Linked DNA regions of Homo sapiens: regions 2 and 3 are each linked to region 1. A link is an interaction called in ENCODE POLR2A ChIA-PET data of the cell type or tissue named here. Cell type or tissue: OCI-LY7. All regions are shown on one strand. Each heading gives the region's core, and the rest is flanking DNA. Links, peaks and the distances in the headings are about the cores only. Region 1 overlaps HECW2 (HECT, C2 and WW domain containing E3 ubiquitin protein ligase 2). Region 2 overlaps STK17B (serine/threonine kinase 17b). Region 3 has its middle 49 kb from the start of DNAH7.

Region 1 (6,546 bases), core at 783-5,782:
CAGTCTAATTGGGCCAAATTACATCATGTGCCTACCCCAGACCTACAGCAGTTTCTGAAGGGCATATTTTCTACTGTTTGCCTTAAACAAATTGATATCTACCTTGAGAGCAGTGATTCTTTTTTTTTAAATTGTTATTCTTGTTTATTTCAATAGATTTGTGGGGAACAGGTGGTGTTTGGTTATACGAGTAAGTTCTTTAGTGGTGATTTCTGAGATTTTGGTGCACCATCACCTGAGCAGTGTACACTGTATCCAATGTGTAGTCTTTTATCCCTTGCCACCCCCAACTCTTTCCCCCAAGTCCCAAAAGTTCAATGTATCATTCTTATGCTTTTGTGTCCTCATAGCTTAGCTCCTACATATGAGTGAGAATGTAAGATATTTGGTTTTCCATTCTTGAGTTACTTCACTTAGAATAATGGTCTCCAATTCCATCCAGGTTGCTGTGAATGTCATTATTTCGTTCCTTTTTATGGTTGAGTAGTATTCCATGGTGTATATATATACCATGTTGGCTCTATCCACTCATTGATTGATGGACTTTTGGGCTGGTTCCATATTTTGCAAAAGATATTTTTCTACTTTTCTATTCTTCCCCATTTATTTATGTATTCAACCATGTATTTATATCAGTATGGTTATTTATTTTATACTTTGGTTTATAATCAATAGCCTTGTATTTATTTTGTTGCTCAAATTATCTCAGCTTTGTCCATTGGGAACTCTTTCAGTTGGCTCCTGGGTTTTTTCAACATACCCCACGACTGGGATTTTTGAGGATTTCTTTAATCTCTGGCAGACACCAAAAGATGCTTCGGGCTGCATCTTGTATATTTCCTGCTTAGTGTTAGAATCAGCCATTTCTCTAAAAACCTTGATTCTTAGATCTGGGTGCCAGATACATGTGTTTTTAAATGCTCATTACTAGACCCAGACATGAAGAACTTACAAAATGATACATTTTGAGGGGATTAGAATTGGTAAAGAGAAAGTAACAGAAAACCTCCATACAAAACAAATTAGCTGGGCGTGGTGGCATGTGCCTGTAGTTCCAGCTACTCAGGAGGCTGAGGCAGGAGAATCACTTGAACCCAGGAGGCGGAGGCTGCAGTGAGCCAAGATCATGCCACTGCACTCCAGCCTGGGCAGCAGAGTTAGACTCTGTCTCAAAAAACAAAACAAAACAAAACAAAAAAACAGAAAACCTCCAGCTCCATTTTTATAGTTCAATGGAAAATTTGGGTCGCTCTTCCCTTTGGGTATGTATTATAATCCAGAAAAAAAGTTAGGGTTGTTCATTTTCATGTGATAGAGTCAGTGTGTTTGAGAAGGTGGCAAAGGCTAAAAGAGCTCCTTACTTTTATGTAGCTCAAGGTTTCTTTCTTTCTTTCTTTCTTTCTTTATTTTTTTTAGCTTTCTATTTTTCCAGCACAATTACTGTTTTCATCTCTCAAAAACAGCATATGTATCCTCGGTACCTCAATAGCAAATTAAAGTCTATATCTAATAATTTATGATACTGACCTGACAAAGTCATGAGTCCAGAAATCCAGCTTCAATAAACCATATGCAGAGTGAACAGATTAAGAAATTGTCCCTGCTAACTGAGCTCACAGCTTAGAACATCCTCTCCCTTGTTTTCCCTCCGATGTCACAGGAAGGAGACAGATGATGGAGGCAGGAAGCATTTGGACATCAATGTAATGTAATCAAATACAGAGGCATCAAGCCCCACTCACCCTGGACCTCCTCCTAGGAACTAATGTCATTAATCCACACCATGAGGAGACTGCTTTAGGAAAACCAGTCATGATAAACGTCTGTTCTATTCAAACTTAAATATCAGTGCTTCCAAAGACTCTTCCCTATATCTTTGAGATCTCAACAAACTCTGGTCCAACAATGAAGGGAGGCAGCTGGAGTTCTGGGGGAGGAAAAGTATTCTCATCCAAACCAGACTGATTATGTAAGGAAATACTTGGAATCTCATGCATACTGGTGATTAGGCTAACATTTGCCTTCATTTTCAACTGTGCACCTTCATCTTTAAGCCAACTAACACAAGTGAGAAGTCCACTTATGCACATCAGCAATGAAAGGCTCAGATCTCATGCAAACTTCTGTACAAATTTTGTCATGTCATAGTGTGTTTGCACATACTACTTTACCTTAATGTAGGAATAGCTGGGAGACTACACAGCACTGCATGTGACAAGAGCGGAAGTTATCAGTCATTAGCTGGAATGGGCAAAATGTCCAGAGATAGGAAAAAATTCAGATGGGCTGGAGTGCAGGAGTTTTGCTTAGGTCCCAGAGCTAGTCCAAGAGTACCAGATGAAAGACAAACGGCCTGAATTTGAATCCTGATTTTTCTATTCCCTAGTTCCATCAGCAGATGCAAATTATTTTATAGTTTGGAGTCATTATTTCATCCACTGTGTACTGAATGGCTGAATTTGTTCAATATCACTAATATGATTCCATAATCTAATATACTTTATTCCCAGGCATGACTGAGAGGGATAGCCTTAAAATGATCCAAATCAACAAGAGCCACAGAGAACACAATCAGACAATTGTATGGTATTAGAAAAATTCCCTCTAGCAGCTGCTGAGTTATGAAGAAGATGTTGAGACTTGAACCCAGACCTGAAATGAGGAAGAAGGGGTCTGGGAGGGATGACAGCTGGCCTCTTCTAATGTGATGTGTAATAACAGTTATGTCTATTTGGGCACAACAGACACTGTGTAGGAGTCTTCCCCGCTTCATTTCCTAACCCTTATCTTGACGAGCACACTCATGGAAGAGTCATGGAAGGCGGGACATGTTTGTTTATGTTAGGTAGTAATGTTGGTAGGTGTGCTGCCTTCCCAAGGGAAGAGAAAAACTGGAGGCAGAGAAATAAGAGCCAAGGCCCAAGAGTTACTTCTGTGGAGGCTTCTGGGTAGAACAGCAAGATTCTAATTCATGTTTCTGAAACTGAACTTATTTAATAGAGGAAGCACGTTCTACCTAGCCCTGCAGGGTAGAAAATAAGATCACAGATCACAAAGGAATTGCATAAATGCAATTCCTTGTTTTTTTTCCTTGTAAAGCCTTACTTTTTCCCTTTAAGAGAAAGAGAGGTCCGGAGAGAAGAAACTGAACTAGGCTTCTGTTCTCAAAAATGATCTAAAGCTACAAGTTTTTACTAAAGGATTTCTATGTCAAGTGATTTAAAAGCCAGAGGAGACCTTTAAAAAAAAAAAAGCCCAAAGGTTTAAGTGTATGAGAACAGCACTTCCTGGCAGAAGGATTTCCTGTTTCAGGCAACCACAGCGACGTGGAGAAACATCCGCCTTGTGGCCACAGCCTATGTTCCACAGGCCACTTCTCTGTTCTACTCACCCTTCCTCCCCAACGAAGGTGACATATAGCTTATTTCTCTGCAGGTCTTTTCTGGAGTAGCCCATAATCTGATTAAAAGCATCTTCTAGTAAGTGATCTCTTCGGATAATTAACCTGTCCATAAAGAGACAATTTAGAAAATACAAATTATTACTATACTATTAAAGATAATTTACTTATCTTTCTAGAACATTTCCATTTGCCACAATTAACTAGGTAAGAAGAATGTTACTTAATATCATTGCTGTCTGCAATAAAGTACACATTTGTCTTGAACTCTTAATAGCATTAGCAAAAGTTACATGAGAGAATCATTGGTAGAGTACCCTACCTATGACCAGTGTAAACAACCGGAGAATCCTATCTAAATGGTCAAATCAGTTTATCCCAGAAAAAAAATGATCATAAAACAACACCACACACACCACACACACCGCCCCCCGCCCATACATTTTGTTTAGTAAAGCAAGAACAACTCTATGAGGCAATGTTTTAAGTCTCAATGCATGTAGACAAGGAATTCAATTATTAAGTGCCCAGCAAGATGACTGTGAGAACAAAGAGGAAAAAAAAAATTCTCAATATCCTCCAAAGCAGAGGAGTTTCCAATTGTTAATTGTTAAATTAAGTGAATCTTGACAGTCCCTAAGGGACAGATACAAATGAATGATGAGTGTGGCAGGTTAATCTACTTGTGATGATGCCAATTAAAGTCATCCTTCCATAGATATCAATTTGCTCTTAATGTAAATGGTAATGGGCAGAGAGATGATAGGGAGGCTGAATGCATGACAGCTGGATCATCCTAGACCTTTGTAAGTTAAGTGTGAGAAAAGTAAAGCTCAGAGAAGTATGGTGTTTGGGCAGGCAGATGATTTTTTAGGGCAATGAAGGTGGATTTTAATCAAGCAAGCCTTCCTGCAGGTGGGGCAGTGAGCCATGGGGCTGCTGTTGGTCTGGTCTCTGGACCGTCTCTCAGGCACCCAGGGTCACAGGGGTGCTCCAGTGGAGACCGTCCCTCCTCTGTCCTCTCTCAGTGGCAGACTGATCTCCAGTGGGGACGTGGGACAGGGGTGAAGGCAGGGAGGAGAGAAAGAAGGGTAAGTAGGGAATGGAAACAATTCTAGGCCAAACAACATGATGATGTTTCAGTTTCCCCATTTGAAAGGAGGAGATGGATGAAGAAAGGCCGAAACAACATTCATGACATGTTCTGCTGTGAAGTTTGTTTCACAGAACTGAACAGAGCTGAGCACTATTCCTACACTCAGGTCAGTTCAGGAGACAGAAACTTGCAGTGGAGGACATTGGGATAGCTTTATAGCTAATGAATATACTATGCACCAACAAAGACATACTTTTCAGAGGAAAAAAATAAATCAGCCTTTTATTTTGCCTTTATTTTTGCATGAAAAGTGGCAGTGTCTTCACTATTTGTTTTAAAATGTTAAGCTTAATCATGTTTCATTCCAGGACTATGTTTTAGATGATCCTATAATTTACAAATTCCAAAATAATTATGCCGACTAAAATGAAGGCTAGTCATCCCAAATCACAATCAATTTCCTAGAGGCCCAACTGTGCCCTCTCCTTTCACCATCTATACATTATGTGGTTTGTGTCACTTTGACTTACTTTAACTTCCCTGGGCCTTGTCCATATCCTTTAGTCTCTAACTTCCTGTAAAAGTTCCTCAGTTTGGCTTCGAAATCCCGCTTGTAAGGGGCTGGAGCCCGGGCATTGGCACGCTGGGTACCTGCAGCAAACCACAAAGAGAGGACAATCTGGATTTGTGCCTCGTCCTTATGTTCATCACATCACCATGGACAAAAGCTATCACAATCAACAAGTCAAATGAGGCAACTGTCTTAACTTCTGCATTTTTGATTTCTGCAAGTTGAAGGATATAACAAACCTCAACCAAGGTCTTAAGTGACGTCCTCTTTGTGGCATTTTGGTTGAGAATAAAAATTCTGTTTGAATAGTTACAATGGTGCCCATGTGTTTCTCAAGTATGTTCCCCTTTTCAGTCGAAACTAATATGAGTCAAACAGAGTTACTCATGTCTAGTAGTAACTGTTAGGATGAAATGTCTTTGCTTGCTGCTGAAATGATATCATGGCAATTAGACAGGAAGTTGCAATGGAAAGTACATGGTATATAAGTAAGTGGCACCAAGAGTGAGGTTTTAATCATTCACTCTAAATTCCTCACCAAAAAACTCCTCATGAAACTTTTTTTTTTTTTTTTTTTTTTTTTGAGACGGAGTCTTACTCTGTCACCCAGCAGGCTGGAGTGCAGTGGTGCAATCTTGGCTCACTGCACCCTCCGCCTCCTGGGTTCAAGTGATTCTCCTGTTTCAGCCTCCCAAATAGCTGAGATTACAGGTGCCTGCCACCATGCCCAGCTAATTTTTGTATTTTTAGTAGAGACAGGGTTTTGCCATGTTGGCCAGGCTGGTCTGGAACTCCTGACCTCAGGTGATCCACCCACCTCAGCCTCCCAAATTGCTGGGATTACAGGTGTGAGCCACCGCACCTGGCCTACAAAACTTCTTTTAGATATGCACTATCACCAAGAATGATTTTAGACACATAATTACATAAATCTCATATTGCAGGGTAAAATCTTAATATAACACATAATTGCAAAAGGCACCTGTCTCACTTGCACAAAGTGCGCACTTGCACAAAGAATAAATAATATTAATATTTATTGGATTCTTTTTTTTTTTTTGAGACGGAGTTTCGCTCTTGTTGCCCAGGCTGGAGTGCAATGGCACAATCTCAGCTCACCGCAACCTCCATCTCCCGGGTTCAAGTGATTGTCCTGCCTCAGCCTACTGAGTAGCTGGGATTGCAGGCATGTGCCACCACGCCCGACTAATTTTGTATTTTTAGTAGGGTCATGGTTTCTCCATGTTGGTCAGGCTGGTCTTGAACTCCCGACCTCAGGTAATCCACCTGCCTTGGCCTCCCAAAGTGCTGGGATTACTGGTGTGAGCCACTGCGCCAGACCATTTATTGCATTCTTAACATGTGCCAAGTACTGAGAATATCTAGATTATATAAGCATATTTTATACGTTATTCAATGGTAATTATCACTAATAATATGTAAAAGTAACATTGTTTCTCTTTCCTTTTTTTTGACACG
Region 2 (6,546 bases), core at 499-5,498, 83 kb before region 1:
TACAATGAGGAGAGCTAGAAGACTACACCTTAAGCATGTTCAAATTTAGCAAAACCAGTAATAAAACCTGACTTTATTGCCACCTGATGTGATACAATAAATACACATCATCACCCACACCAAATACTTCAGCACAAAAAGGAATATCATAATACCTACAACTTTCAAATGGTTCAGTAAATGTGGCAAAATGCCAACAACTGGTGAGTAAAAGTGAAGAGTATAAGGATGTTAATTGTACTAGTTTTTCAACTTTTCTATAGATTTGGAATTTTGTAAAATAAGAGTTGGGGAAGAAAAAGTGTGTAGGATGATTTGAGGACAGAATTGACTGGGTGATAGTTATTAAAGATTCCACCGTTTTAATTTCACCATATAAAAATTATGCCACACTACTAAAACAACTAAACCTGATTAAATTTTTACCTTCAACTGAGACTACTAAATGTGACAATGCCACCCCAAAAGCGGAAGGCATAGTAATTAAGCCGAAGTTCTAGCAATAAATTTTAGTGGGTCTTAGTCACTCTGGTAAGAAATGTAATACATTAATCTACTTAAACATTTTCTGAGTGCTTGCTACATTTCAGCCAGAGGTATAGAGATCAGTAAGTTCTGCCAGTTTACTGGGTAAGGTACCTGAGTCAATTTTCCGGAGTATGAACAAGGTCCATCCATAAAATGTCTCAAATCTTTCCGATGTATTTTGTCGTTGCTGTTTGGATGAACCCCCAAAAGAGGATTTTATGAAAATAGTCAATGTTCTTATGTATATTCATCCTCCAAACCTAGTATTCCACTACTGTTTTGACAAATGTTAGCTACTTTTTACACACTTCAAACATGCAGATGTTATGCAAGTAGGTAACTTTTTAAAGGTCAGCTGAAGAATCTTTGACAAAAATAATTACAAAATATATGAAAACTGAAATCATATTGGTAGTATCTTGGCCTTTTCTGCAATTCTAATTTATTTTGAAAGTGCTATATAACACGCCTTAAGACGGTTCTGGGAAATGTACATAGTATTCATTCTTAAATGAACTACTTGTCAGTTTAACATTTTGCAAAATCTTCATTTTCATTCACAAGTTGATTCCAGCCAATCTATTTCGTGGAACAAAAACATTAATTTTAAAATAACTAAATACAAAAATAAGGTTAATATACCTTTAAATTTAAAAAGGCAATGATGCAAGTTAGTTACTAAAAAGAATTACTATAGTTAGCAATACATTTTTTACTAAAATAAACACTTATCTCTTCTTGGTTTATCATAAAATATATTTACTTCATTAAAAACTATTGGCACCCAAGGTATACTAAACATAAATCTAGCTGATCTCTTCCAGTTGTTGCAGATGTTCAAACACATTTTACATCCTTAGAATAAACGTGACAGACAATCATGCAACAAAGGCACTCTGTAAGAGTCACATGTCAATATACTAGGTAACAAACCGGTTACCTTAACAATCCTCTACCCCTACCACCTGGTGAACTGTAGAATACTGGGGGTGTTTTCACTTTTTCACAGACTTGTGGCAAGAGATATATTTATTATTGCTACAACTAACATAGTGCTTTACACATTACATATACCAAATGTATTTCTTTAACAAACAATGTATTAAGCAAAGTTTTATGCAGTTTACCTTTCTATTCTCCTTATTTTCTTGAAGGTATTTTTCAAATAGATGAAGAAAATATACAAATTACTTCAATTCTCCTTTCTATTCTTATTTTCTTGAAGGTATTTTTCAAATAGATGAAGAAAATATACAAATTACTTCAATTCTATCTGCCCATCAGATTGTGTTCCAGAAAAATTCAATCAATTAGCCATTAAGAAAATAATGTATATTCATTTCTCCACATTCCTCAAATGTTGTATTTGTCATTTGCTTATTCTGTGCTGTTAGTTTTTGTGTATGTGCCCGAGGCTATACATTTAGTCTTATGAAAATATCTGAATATAAATTAGGTCCCTTTTACATTTTATTAACAGGAATCTTTACAAGTTCTTGTCACACCTTTATCATTCTTATTCTTGACATTTTAATCATCTTTTCATACCAACTAAAATAGGTACTATTTAGTATATACTTACTATTCCAATATCAAAATGATTTCACTTGTATTTTCATAGACCTCATGAAGATTAATAACACGGGGACAAGACTTTGCCAATTCAAGCACAGCAATCTCGTGTAAAATTTCTGCTCGACAATCCTGTCCTCTTCTTCTCTTTTTTAGAAATTTTGCAGCATATTCTTGGCCAGTAGATTTTGATATACATTGTCTAACCACAGCAAATTTTCCTCTGGGGGAAGATGAGAACAATCAATTTTAATTTTTCTGCAGAGAACAACGTTAGTATATTACAGATTCTGTTATACCTCCAACTTAAAGTCAATTCTTTGAAATATCTGTGTCATTAGGAATTTATCTTTGTTCTCTAAATTGATTCAAATATCATACGTACTTTTATAAAATTTATAGTGCTATCACGTACAAATGTAAATGGCAAACTATAACAACAGGATAAGACAGAATTATATTTATTCTTCACTACTAAAATGATACATTATCTTGGGAGGCCGAGGCAGGCAGATCACTTGAGGTCAGGAGCTCAAGACCAGCCTGGCCAACATGGCAAAACCCTGTCTCTACTAAAAATATAAAAATCAGCCAGGCGTTGTGGCGCATGCCTGTAATCCCAGCTACACAGGAGAATCTATTGAATCTGGGAGGCAGAAGTTGCAGTGAGCCAAGATCATGCCACTGTACTCCAGCCTGGGTGACAGAGTGAGACTGTCTCAAAAAAAAAATAAAAAAAAGATACATTATCATTGCAGGGAAATAATCTCATTTGCACACCAACTCCATGCCATGCTCTTGATATAAATTATTGTGTTTAAGTATCACAACAATCCTATATAATAAATGCTCTCCTGTTCTTCACACCTCAGAGAAGATATGTAATTTAGTCAAGGTAAAGATTTAAACTCAGGTCTATTTCCAAAAACTGTACCCTTCATAGGGTATCATGTTAACTCTCTAATTAGAATAGCTTACCTTTAAATATAAGAAATTAAAGTGAATGCAAAAATGGGTATTTGACTTATTTAATTTTATTAGTAATTTTTCCTTTCAACACAATTTTTACCACCTTTGAAACTATCACAATTGTCAATTGTTTTAGCAATATGTCTCTTAGTAATGCTCAGTAGTCTTTGAAGCCTGTAACAGATAACTAAGGTATATGTGTCCTACAGAAAATATTCAAAGATACTTCATGATAAACTAAGAAAATAATGGTTATCACAGCTATGTACAAACACACCCATTAAGGTCATGTTTATCATTTTAGAAATAAGTATGCTTTTAGCTCTCTCCAATGGCAGTGCTTAGTACCTCTGCCAAAATTTAAAGACACCGAAAATTCATTTCTATTGGCATACGTGTTACTGTAAGTCTACAGCGGCCAAAAATTTATTTTCACAAAAGCCTAAAGCTATTCTGAGTCAAGGATTATTTTGGGAAATTAATAAAAGCTATTCTATTGACTGCCTACCCAGAAAAATATACACAAGCCCTTAAATAGGAAGTTTTACATATAATTCCAGAGGGTTTTCAGATCTTAAAGCCCATCCATAAACCTTATAAGGCTGAGTATAGGGGATCCAAAATTAAGAACCTCTACCTTAAATTTTGAATTACTCTCTGGATTCTGATACTAACAAATCAGGTATAAATAAAAGATCTTTAGGAAGCAATGTTTGTTCCATAACTCCTCTTGCCTCAATTCCCTTCAATATATTTCTAACACAGTCTATCAGACTCTTAGCATGGAAAACAAAACTTGGTGTTTAGGGGGTACGGGGTGGAAACTGGGGGACTACACTGCTTGACTGTATTTTACTAGCTATTCGCAAAGGCCAAGATGACAAAGAGTCCTACTTTTTATTACCCAAATTTCCTCAAAATTGATGTCAGTGGAAAGTACTGGAAATCAAACTATAATTTGACTCTTCTACATTTATCAAAATATATTAATACATCAACTAAATAAATTTGCATATAAAAACCTGATTCTTTGAAAGCAGTTTTAAGATTTGAGAATGCTTAACTATAAAATATTTTCTCATTGTATGCAGAAGGAATACAAATTGATGGGTTTCGATGAGCACACACACACAAAAATTAGTCCCTTTATATTCAATCCACTGGTGTTTCATAAATTTTATACTGGATAAATTGAGTCAGAATAAGATTAAATACCTCATGAAAGCTCATAAATGGAATCGGAGCCTCAAGAATAAAACTGTGAAATGTGAATTCCTAACTTTCTGTTCTAATCACTATAAAACAATTCCTCCCTTTAAAATAGTTTTGTTGGGCCAGACGTGGTGGCTCATGCCTGTAATACCAGCACTTGGGGAGGCCAAGGCGGGCAGATCCAGAGGTCAGGAGATCAAGACCATCTTGACTAACACTATGAAATCCCGTCTCTACTAAAAATACAAAAAATTAGCCGGGCTTGGTGGCACATGCCTGTAATCCCAGCTACTCAGGAAGCTGAGGCAGGAGAATCACTTGAACTCGGCAGACGGAGGTTGCAGTGAGCTGAGACCACGTCACTGCACTCCAGCCTGGGGGACAGAGCAAGACTGTGTCTCAAAAAAAAAAAAAACAAAAAAACAGTTTTGTTAAAGAAGTGTAACTCACTTGCTTCTATCAATTCTTACTTAGATTTCGAAGCAAAAACTTGACTAAAACAGGAAGGAAATTTTGGGCTTTATAAAGAAATTCACTTGTAAAATTTAGGAAACAGAAACTAGTTAGCCAAGAAAACTGTGCATCTGAAAAAACAGTTTATAGTAGTGCTTGTGACAATTCAGTTCTGCAATAATTTTATTATTTATTTTATCTGTAAATAACACTTCTTATCTAATTGTTCCAGGTATTACCAAGAGGTTGTTTTTTTTTTTTTTTTGAGACAGGGTCTCGACTCTATCACCCAGGATGGAGTGCAGTGGCAGGATCTCAGCTCACCGCAGCCTCAACCTCCCAGGCTCAGAAGATTCTCTTACTTCAGCCTCCTGTGTAGCTGGGACCACAGGCACGCACCACCACTCCTGGCTAATTTTTTACATAATTTGTACAGACAGTGTCTCCCTATGTTGCCCAGGCTGGTTTCAAACTCCTGGGCTCAAACGATTCTCCTGCCTCAGCCTCCCAAAGTGTTGAAATTTTACAGGCATGAGCCACTGCACCAGCCCAAGAGGCTTTCTTAAACAAGTATAGTACTCATTAATCCAGGGCAAAGGTGACCAAATGATGTGGATAATGATTTATTTATTTGTCAACGTTCACCACTAAGTAAAAGCTCCATGAGGGCAGGGACCATATCTGTCCTAATTATTATGGTAATTATAAAATCTACAGTTTGTTAACACATAATAGGAACTGAAATATCTGTTGAATGAATGCCAGAAATATGTACCCACTATAATACCATATACTGTGCTATTCTGTATCCTGTACTTAAAGTGTTTGTATTTCTTAAAAGATTGAGATTCCAATAAAATTATATATATGTGTGCGTGTGTATTCATTTATATACTATGAAGGTAAACATTTTTACCATAATTATCAGATGACTTAGGAAAAAAACCAAATATTTGTTTTCCATTCTAAAATGCTATAGTTTAAAAGTATAAAAAATGATCTTTAAAATATGTTTCTATTCCAAATGTAATTGAAACATTTAAGAAAAGTTAAAGCATTTAAAAATAATCCTTAAGTTATACCCTAAAAAGGCAAGGCTAACTAGATTTCCCAGCAGCGAAAAGGTCTAGTAGTTACCCTTCTGCATTCCCCTTCTGCATTCTAGAATACACAATAAAATGTGAAAGGAGGCGGGAGGGTAAGCCACAAAGGAAGCTGACGTTTATTTCTGAATCTGCCTCACCCTTCTAACCACAAGAAGTCCTATGAAACCTTTGCCTCAGTTGGGGGAGGGGTAGAAAAAACTTACCCAACATGTTAAAAAACAGGAACAATTCAAGTTTTTTGAGAATAGTAAAAAATGAACTGTTAACTTTTACATAATTTCCTTTAATTTGCTAAAGGAAAATGAATTATTAAACACTAACACTCTGAAATAAAAAAGTTGATTCAGAAAGATAACTTTCAAAATGTGCAAACCTCAGAAGAAATGATTATGATTCTAATTTCCATTTCACAAAAGCATAGGATATTAAAATTGGTAACAATATTGAAAGAACTTTCAGTACATTCTTGGCAGATGAAAAGCCATGATTTCTAATTTATCAAGATCTAATAATTAAACATATCAATATTTACCATGTGACTCATTAGCCCATATCAATTCAAAAGAAAGATGTTACTTGGTCTCTTTCATAAAGATATTTTAAAATGGGAATTTAGCAATCAATCTAAATTTGCTTTAATCAAATTCTATCATGAGTTTTTGATCTAAAATTCTAAAAAGTATGCCTAATTCAACTTTATTTATGG
Region 3 (6,546 bases), core at 629-5,628, 120 kb before region 1:
AGAATAAAAAAAAAAGTCACCTATCATTCCACTGCCCAGGTGCTGACATGATTAACATACTGGCTTATTTTCCTATTTTTTATTTTTATTTTACTTTAAGTTCTGGGATACACATGCAGAACATGCAGGTTTGTTTCACAGGTATACATGTGCCATGGTGGTTTGCTACACCTATCAACCTATCATCTAGGTTTTAAGCCCCAAATGCATTAGGTATTTGTCCTAATGCTCTCCCTCCCCTTGCTCCCTACCCCCCGACAGGCCCCAGTGTGTGATGTTCCCCTCCCTGTATCCATGTGTCCCATTTTTCAACTCCCACTTATGAGTGAGAACATGCGGTGTTTGATTTTCTGTTCCTGTGTTAGTTTTCTGAGAATGATGGTTTCCAGCTTCATCCATGTCCCTGCAAAGGACTAAACTCATTCTTTTTTTATGGCTGTGGATACTGGCATTTTTGTTTCTTGATATTTTTCTACATACTTTTAAAAACTTAGCTGAGATCATACGGCATAAGTGAGGTTTTTTCTCTTCATGTATCAGAAATTCTCAGAAGTCATGAAGAACATAGTTGCCATTTTGAAGACATAATCATGCTTCATTACCCAAATACGCCATAATGGGCTTAACTGTTTTCTCTCTTTTGTATATCTGTACACTCTTGGAATGTTTTATTATTGCAATTAATGAAAAACCATCCCTGTCAAAATATGAAAGAATTTTACCTTTATTTATTTGTGTGACTATGTGTACATCTCAATTTTGAGTGCCGACATCAGACATTCTGATTTATCTAATATTTGTTTTCTTTGATGTAGTCCCTCAAAAATTAAGAGGAGTATACAAAGTATGCTCTTAATGTATACAAAGTATCCTCTTAATGTATCTAGAGCATAAAAAGAACACCTACAATTCAATCATAAAAATACAGGCCAGGTACAGTGGCTCGCACCTATAATCTCAGTTGTTTGGGAGGCTGAGGCACGAGGATCACTTGAGCCCAGGAGTTCAAGACTGGCCTAGGCAACATAGTGAGACCCTATCTCTACAAAAAATAAAAAAAGTATCCGACTATGGTGGCACACACCTGTAGTCCCAGCTACTTGGGAGGTTGAAGTGGGAGGACTGCTTGAGCCCAGGAGGTTAAGGCTGCAGTGATCTGTGATTGTGCCACTGTACTCCACAGCCTGGGTGACAGAGTGAGACCCTGCCTCAAAATAAATAAATAATTAAGAACAAATTTTTTTCTAAAAAAAAAGACAAATCATTCCATTTTAAAGTAGGCAAACTAGGCCAGGTGCCATGGCTCACGCGTGTAATCTCAGCACTTTGGGAGGCTGAGGTGGGGGGATCACTTGAGCCCAGGAGTTTGAGACCAGCCTTGGCAACATAGTGAGAACTTGTCTCTACAAAAACTAAAATTAAAAAAAAAATAGCCAGGCATGGTGGTATGCATCTGCAGTCCCAACTACTTGGGAGGCTGAGGTGGGAAGATTGTTTGAGCCCAGATGTTCAGGGCTGCAGTGAGCTATGACCGTGCCACTGCACTTCAGCCTGGGAAACAGAGCAAGACCCTGTTTCAAAAAAAAGAAAAGAAAAGAAAAGAAAAAAGCTGTCTTTACAAGACAGTTTTCAGACATTACAAATAGAGAATTATAGAAGACTCGTTTTATACCAATTTCTGCTCCACATATAGTAAATTGTGTGTGAATATAGACAATCTGCATAACACCTATTTGTGTAGTACAAACGGCACACCAGGAAACATTGCAGTGAATTGTTCATGTTTCTCTCTTCTATTTAACAAATACTACAGTCTGTTAATGCAGCAAATATTGCAATTTAGAGTATTCTCTTTTAACTTTAATTGACTTCATGAATGATGAATTTTTAATTATTTAATATTTATTTATTTTTAATTTTAACTTTTCTTTTTTTTGAGACAGGGTTTCACCTTTTTGCCCAGGCTGGAGTGCAGTGGAGTGATCACAGATCATGGCCACCTTGACATCCTAGGCACAAGTGACCCTCCTGCCTCAGCCTCCTGAGTAGCTAGGACCACAGGCACGCACCACCGTTTACAGCTAATTTGTAATTTTTATTTTTTGTAGAGATGGAGTCTTTCTATGTTGCCCAGGCTGGTCTCAAACTCCTGAGCTCAAGTGATCCTCCTGCCTTGGCTTCCCAAAGTGCTGGGAGGGGCGTGAGCCACCACGTCCAGCTACATTTTTGGTTTTTTAAACAAACATATGAAAATTTAAAATTTTAATCCAATTTGTTTTCAATTCAGATTATGCATATTCCATTCATTTTCCCCAGGTTTTAAAATTTATTCTTAGGAAATGTAATTAATATTTGGTGTGATAGGAAAGGCAAAGCCTTTTGAAGTCAGGTAAACTTGAGCTCAAATCCCAGCTTAGGGTAATTAATTAGGTAACTCTGAAAAGTTGTCTAACCTCTCTGAGACTCAGTTTTCTGACCTATAAAATAAGGATAATATTTGATTTGCAGGGTTGCTGAGATTAAATGAAACATCTTGAATAAAAGAACCACATATAATTCCTGATTCATAATGGGCCCTTGGCAAACTTTATTCTTTCTCTTTTAATTTATACATCATATGTCTCAGAATATAAACATACCCACAGGAAATATTTTTATATAGACACACACACACACCATTTCATAAAAATGTATATTGTAAACAACTTCTGAAATTAAATTGACTACTTAGATGCAATATCGTGGGATTATTTGTAATGTTCTTTAAGGGTACTGGAGCCCAGCCAAAGTAATTAAATCTTTAGCAAATTTAGTAATAAAAAAAGTCCCCAGCCATTGGCCATTGTAATTATTCTATTTCTGGGAAGAAAGGGGACAGGTTTATTTGTAGTATCCCATGCTTAATCATTAGTATTAAATGAATTAGGACCAGAACGAATCAAAGAAGCAAACAGCTGATTACGGCTGCTTTGTAAGAGAAAGAAGTAGTTGATGTTCACACAGGTTAAAGCAGCCAAAAAGGCCTCTAAATAAATGGCCAAGTCTTTTTCTCCTTTTAAACTTGTTTTCTATGGTCTTTAGTTTGTGATTACTTAGATATTCACTTATTTCAGAGGCCTTTTTGTGCAAATCCCAATTTAAAACCTAATCACGTTCTTATTAAATTGGGCTAACGACTGCTTTCAAAAGAAGAAACAAACTACAATAATTTATCTATAAAATTTGACTTTCTATGACTATACAGGCAATTAATTCAATTCTAAAAATGACAAAATTTAGTCATAAAATGATCCAGGCTGAAATGAGGAAAGATCATTAAGTCTCATAGATTTATTCATGATTATCGACATATATAGAGAGAGAGTAAAGGAGGATTGTGATATGCATTATAGAACACGGAGAATCTGTGTTTTGTTAATTCAATAATTCCCTCTTATTCTTTTCCCCACATATATTTTGCAGCCATTGTTTGTTATTCAGTATAGCTGGAGCAACTGTCCACTTGCAATTGTGTCTGTAATTGGTGACCCAGTTGCATTTTACAATCTGGCTAGAAATATCAGTATAATTAGCATATATCTTTCCTTTGGCCTTTCAAAGGGGTATTGCCATCACTAAATTTAAATTCCAGTGGTGAAACCACAGAGAGTGGAATCCTAGCAACTAATTATAAAATAATCCATTTTTTGCTTATTCTGGGAGTTGATCATAGCACAGGGTTGGCACAGGACCTAAACGTGAGAGATAATTCATCTGACCCAACCACAGTTTCACCCACCCTATCCATTGGAGGCATTCTTGAACATTTTCTTTAGTATATTTTATTTTATTTTATTTTATTTTTGAGACAGGGTTTCACTTTGTCGCCCAGGCTGGAGAGCAGTGGCACGACCTCAGCTCATGTCAGCCTTGACCTCCCGGGCTCAAGCGATCCTTCCACCGAAGTCCCACAAGTAACTGGGACTACAGGCATCTGCCACCACACCCAGCTAATTTTGTATTTTTTTGTAGAGACGTGGTTTCACCATGTTGCCCAGGCTGGTCTTGAACTCCTGGACTCAACTGATCCACCAGACTTGGCCTCTCAAAGTGCTGGGATTACAGGTGAGCCACTGCACCTGGCCTTTAGTAATGTGTTTTACAGGGAAGGACTTTTCAACAAGCTGGATGATTGGCTTGTTTCCTGCAAGAAAAAGTTACATTTCCATCTAAAAAGATGGAAAAGTGTGTGTGTGTGTGTGTGTGTGTGTGTGTGTGTAAATTATATGGGAAAATGTTGGAACTTCCCTATTCTCACTAGAAAGCTTTGATAGATAAGTCAGAAGATATGGAAAGACCTGTATTTTCAGGTATGGAAAATATTGCAAAAGAGGTAAATTGATAGAGTTAAAGGAGGCATGAGAGTGCAGTCTCCTGGTTCTGGAAGCCAAGGCATGGCCAAGCTGAGTCCCCAGCAGAAGGCCTTGACAATGACTTTGTATCAAGAAATTCAAGCTTCAAGATATTGAGGGCCCATGAGAACCAGAGCATGTTGTATTGGAACCTACTGCTGCTTTCTAATAAAGGTATGAAGCTTACAGTGCTACAAAGAGGATTACTGAAATGGTCTTACTTGGATCAATAATTTCTAAGAGCCTGCCCTTCCCAGGCCCTTCTCCAGTACAAGAACTGATGTGTTCCCACAAAATAACTTGAATTCAATTCCGGGATAAGCCAGATCTTTGGAGATTATTGGACCACATTGCTTTAACATCTAGTACCTTGTTTTCCAAATAAGTGTCCTTGCTTAATATTTAAAAAGATGTTAGTAAGGTTGAAGTAATTATGAAATACATTACATATTACAATCCTCATTTGAAGATTCCTTGTGTAAATTAAAGCCTCCAAAGAATCCTGCAGTAAAAATGCAAGTTTAACACTGTTAAATATGGTGTTCCCAAAACATAGTTGGGCACAGAACTCTTAGTGCCACATATCTTTGCCACATTATGAGGAATGTGAGTTTGGGAAACATGGATAATTATGTCAATTAAGATGCTTTCAGCTGCTAATAATAGAAAACCCAAAAGAAAATAGCTTAATCTAACAGATGTTTATTTTAATCATATACTGAAAAGTCAAGAAGGAGATGACTGCTGTTACTGCTCCAGTGACTTCTGTGGGTCAATAATGTCAGGGCCAGCATCTCCAACATTCCCTTGTCCCTGAGGACAAGGTGAGGAGGTATAAGGCTGTCAGCAGCATTTCTGCTTTTCATCAAGGTATCAAAAGCCTTTCAGAAGCCACCCAGCAGACTTCCAGTTCATCCCTAATTCCAACTGAGCTGGAATAGCCTCTATAGTGGAGGCAGGCAAGGGAGAAAGACCTTGGCTATGACTGGTGAGTTGGCCAACCTACAGTGCCCTTAGCAATGGTAGAATTACCTTCAGGGACTTGTATTGTGGTTTTATACTTCCAGCTTCCACCAAGAGACACGGTTAGAACTAGTTACATGAAATCTACTGCTTTTATAGTGAAGAACATTCAGTTCATGTTGTTGTTGTCCAAAATAAAAGAATAGCTGTAATAAGATCCACATGAGAAACTCTTCTCAGGCACAATGCTATCTTCCCCCTCCCATGCTCATTCCAGAGACAACGTTAACCCCTACACAACTTTTGGTTTTATCTTAGCCCTAGAAGCCACATTCTTGGTGTTGGATGGTTCTCTACAAGGTCCTGCGATATTCTCAACATGCACTAGGGAACTGGGCAAGGTTCTTGTCACTGCTCTAAAATCCAGAGATTGATCTCTCCTTATTTGCTTCTGAGCTTTTTCTATTCTTTTTAAACTGTACTTTCCCCAAAAGACTAAAGTATTTACAAATAAAACCCCAGAGGAAAGTTTCGAGTTTTTCCCCCCATTTTGAGTAAAATAATATATCTCCCTTGAGACAAAGAAGCACAGCCTTCTGATGGAAAAGGGAAAAATATAGGCAGAAATGATAAATTAGTATCACAAAGATTGCTTGGCTCCAACGATTATTCAATAAACTCTTTAATCGTAAATGAAAATATTTGGTATTTAATGTCTGTCTCTCCTGATAGATTATAAGCTCTATAGTGTTAACACACACTGCTCAAGGACTATTCTGTCACTCACCTTTTGCCAAATTTTCTCTCTTCAAGCCACACCCACCTTCATCTTCTTCACTCTCAGCAGAAGACTGGCTGCAATCTTCTTAGTAAAGGAAAAACTGATTAGCCCTCTACTTCACATCTCTATTATCATCCACCTTCTTTTTCTTCATTTTTGTCCATGAGAAGAAAACTATTCTTCCTTCCTCTACCCAAGGCTGACCCCTCCATTTTTTGCTTGTGGTCAGTCTCATCACTTTTTCTGGCTTTTTATTTTTCTTTTTTATTTATTTATGTATTTCTTTTAATTTTATTGAGACAGAATTTTGCTCATCACCGAGGCTGGAGTGCAATGGTGTGATCTCGGCTCACTGCAACCTCCACCACCTGGGGTTCAAGCAATTCTCCTGCCTCAGCCTCCTGAGTAGCT

What was found. Peaks named below come from ENCODE experiments on the same cell type or tissue, not always from the same donor. Only the 100,000 strongest peaks of a DNase experiment are listed, where the experiment ranks them.
Region 2: POLR2A ChIA-PET joins it to region 1 with 13 read pairs; 16 of 35 experiments call an interaction of 5 or more read pairs at or near these places.
Region 3: POLR2A ChIA-PET joins it to region 1 with 16 read pairs; 4 of 35 experiments call an interaction of 5 or more read pairs at or near these places.

Annotation. Positions count from the first base shown.
Region 1 is chr2:196,237,058-196,243,603 of GRCh38, forward strand. HECW2 (HECT, C2 and WW domain containing E3 ubiquitin protein ligase 2) reads right to left here. Exons shown (of 29, transcript NM_001348768.2): 20 at 5,027-5,147; 21 at 3,392-3,505. Among named protein-coding and RNA genes, the nearest start is that of HECW2-AS1, 20 kb to the right of the region's middle. RefSeq lists an enhancer at 4,152-4,201. In OCI-LY7, for the core only: CTCF peaks have their summits at 3,327, 4,314 and 4,515; DNase peaks (open chromatin) are centred at 2,704, 3,324, 4,334 and 5,374; H3K4me3 peaks cover 2,410 bases; H3K27ac peaks cover 4,083 bases.
Region 2 is chr2:196,154,329-196,160,874 of GRCh38, forward strand. STK17B (serine/threonine kinase 17b) reads right to left here. Exons shown (of 8, transcript NM_004226.4): 3 at 2,111-2,323. Among named protein-coding and RNA genes, the nearest start is that of STK17B, 14 kb to the right of the region's middle. RefSeq lists an enhancer at 4,682-5,182. In OCI-LY7, for the core only: no CTCF peak of the experiment used is centred there; no DNase peak of the experiment used is centred there; H3K4me3 peaks cover 430 bases; H3K27ac peaks cover 678 bases.
Region 3 is chr2:196,114,456-196,121,001 of GRCh38, forward strand. No RefSeq gene overlaps it. Among named protein-coding and RNA genes, the nearest start is that of DNAH7, 49 kb to the left of the region's middle. In OCI-LY7, for the core only: no CTCF peak of the experiment used is centred there; no DNase peak of the experiment used is centred there.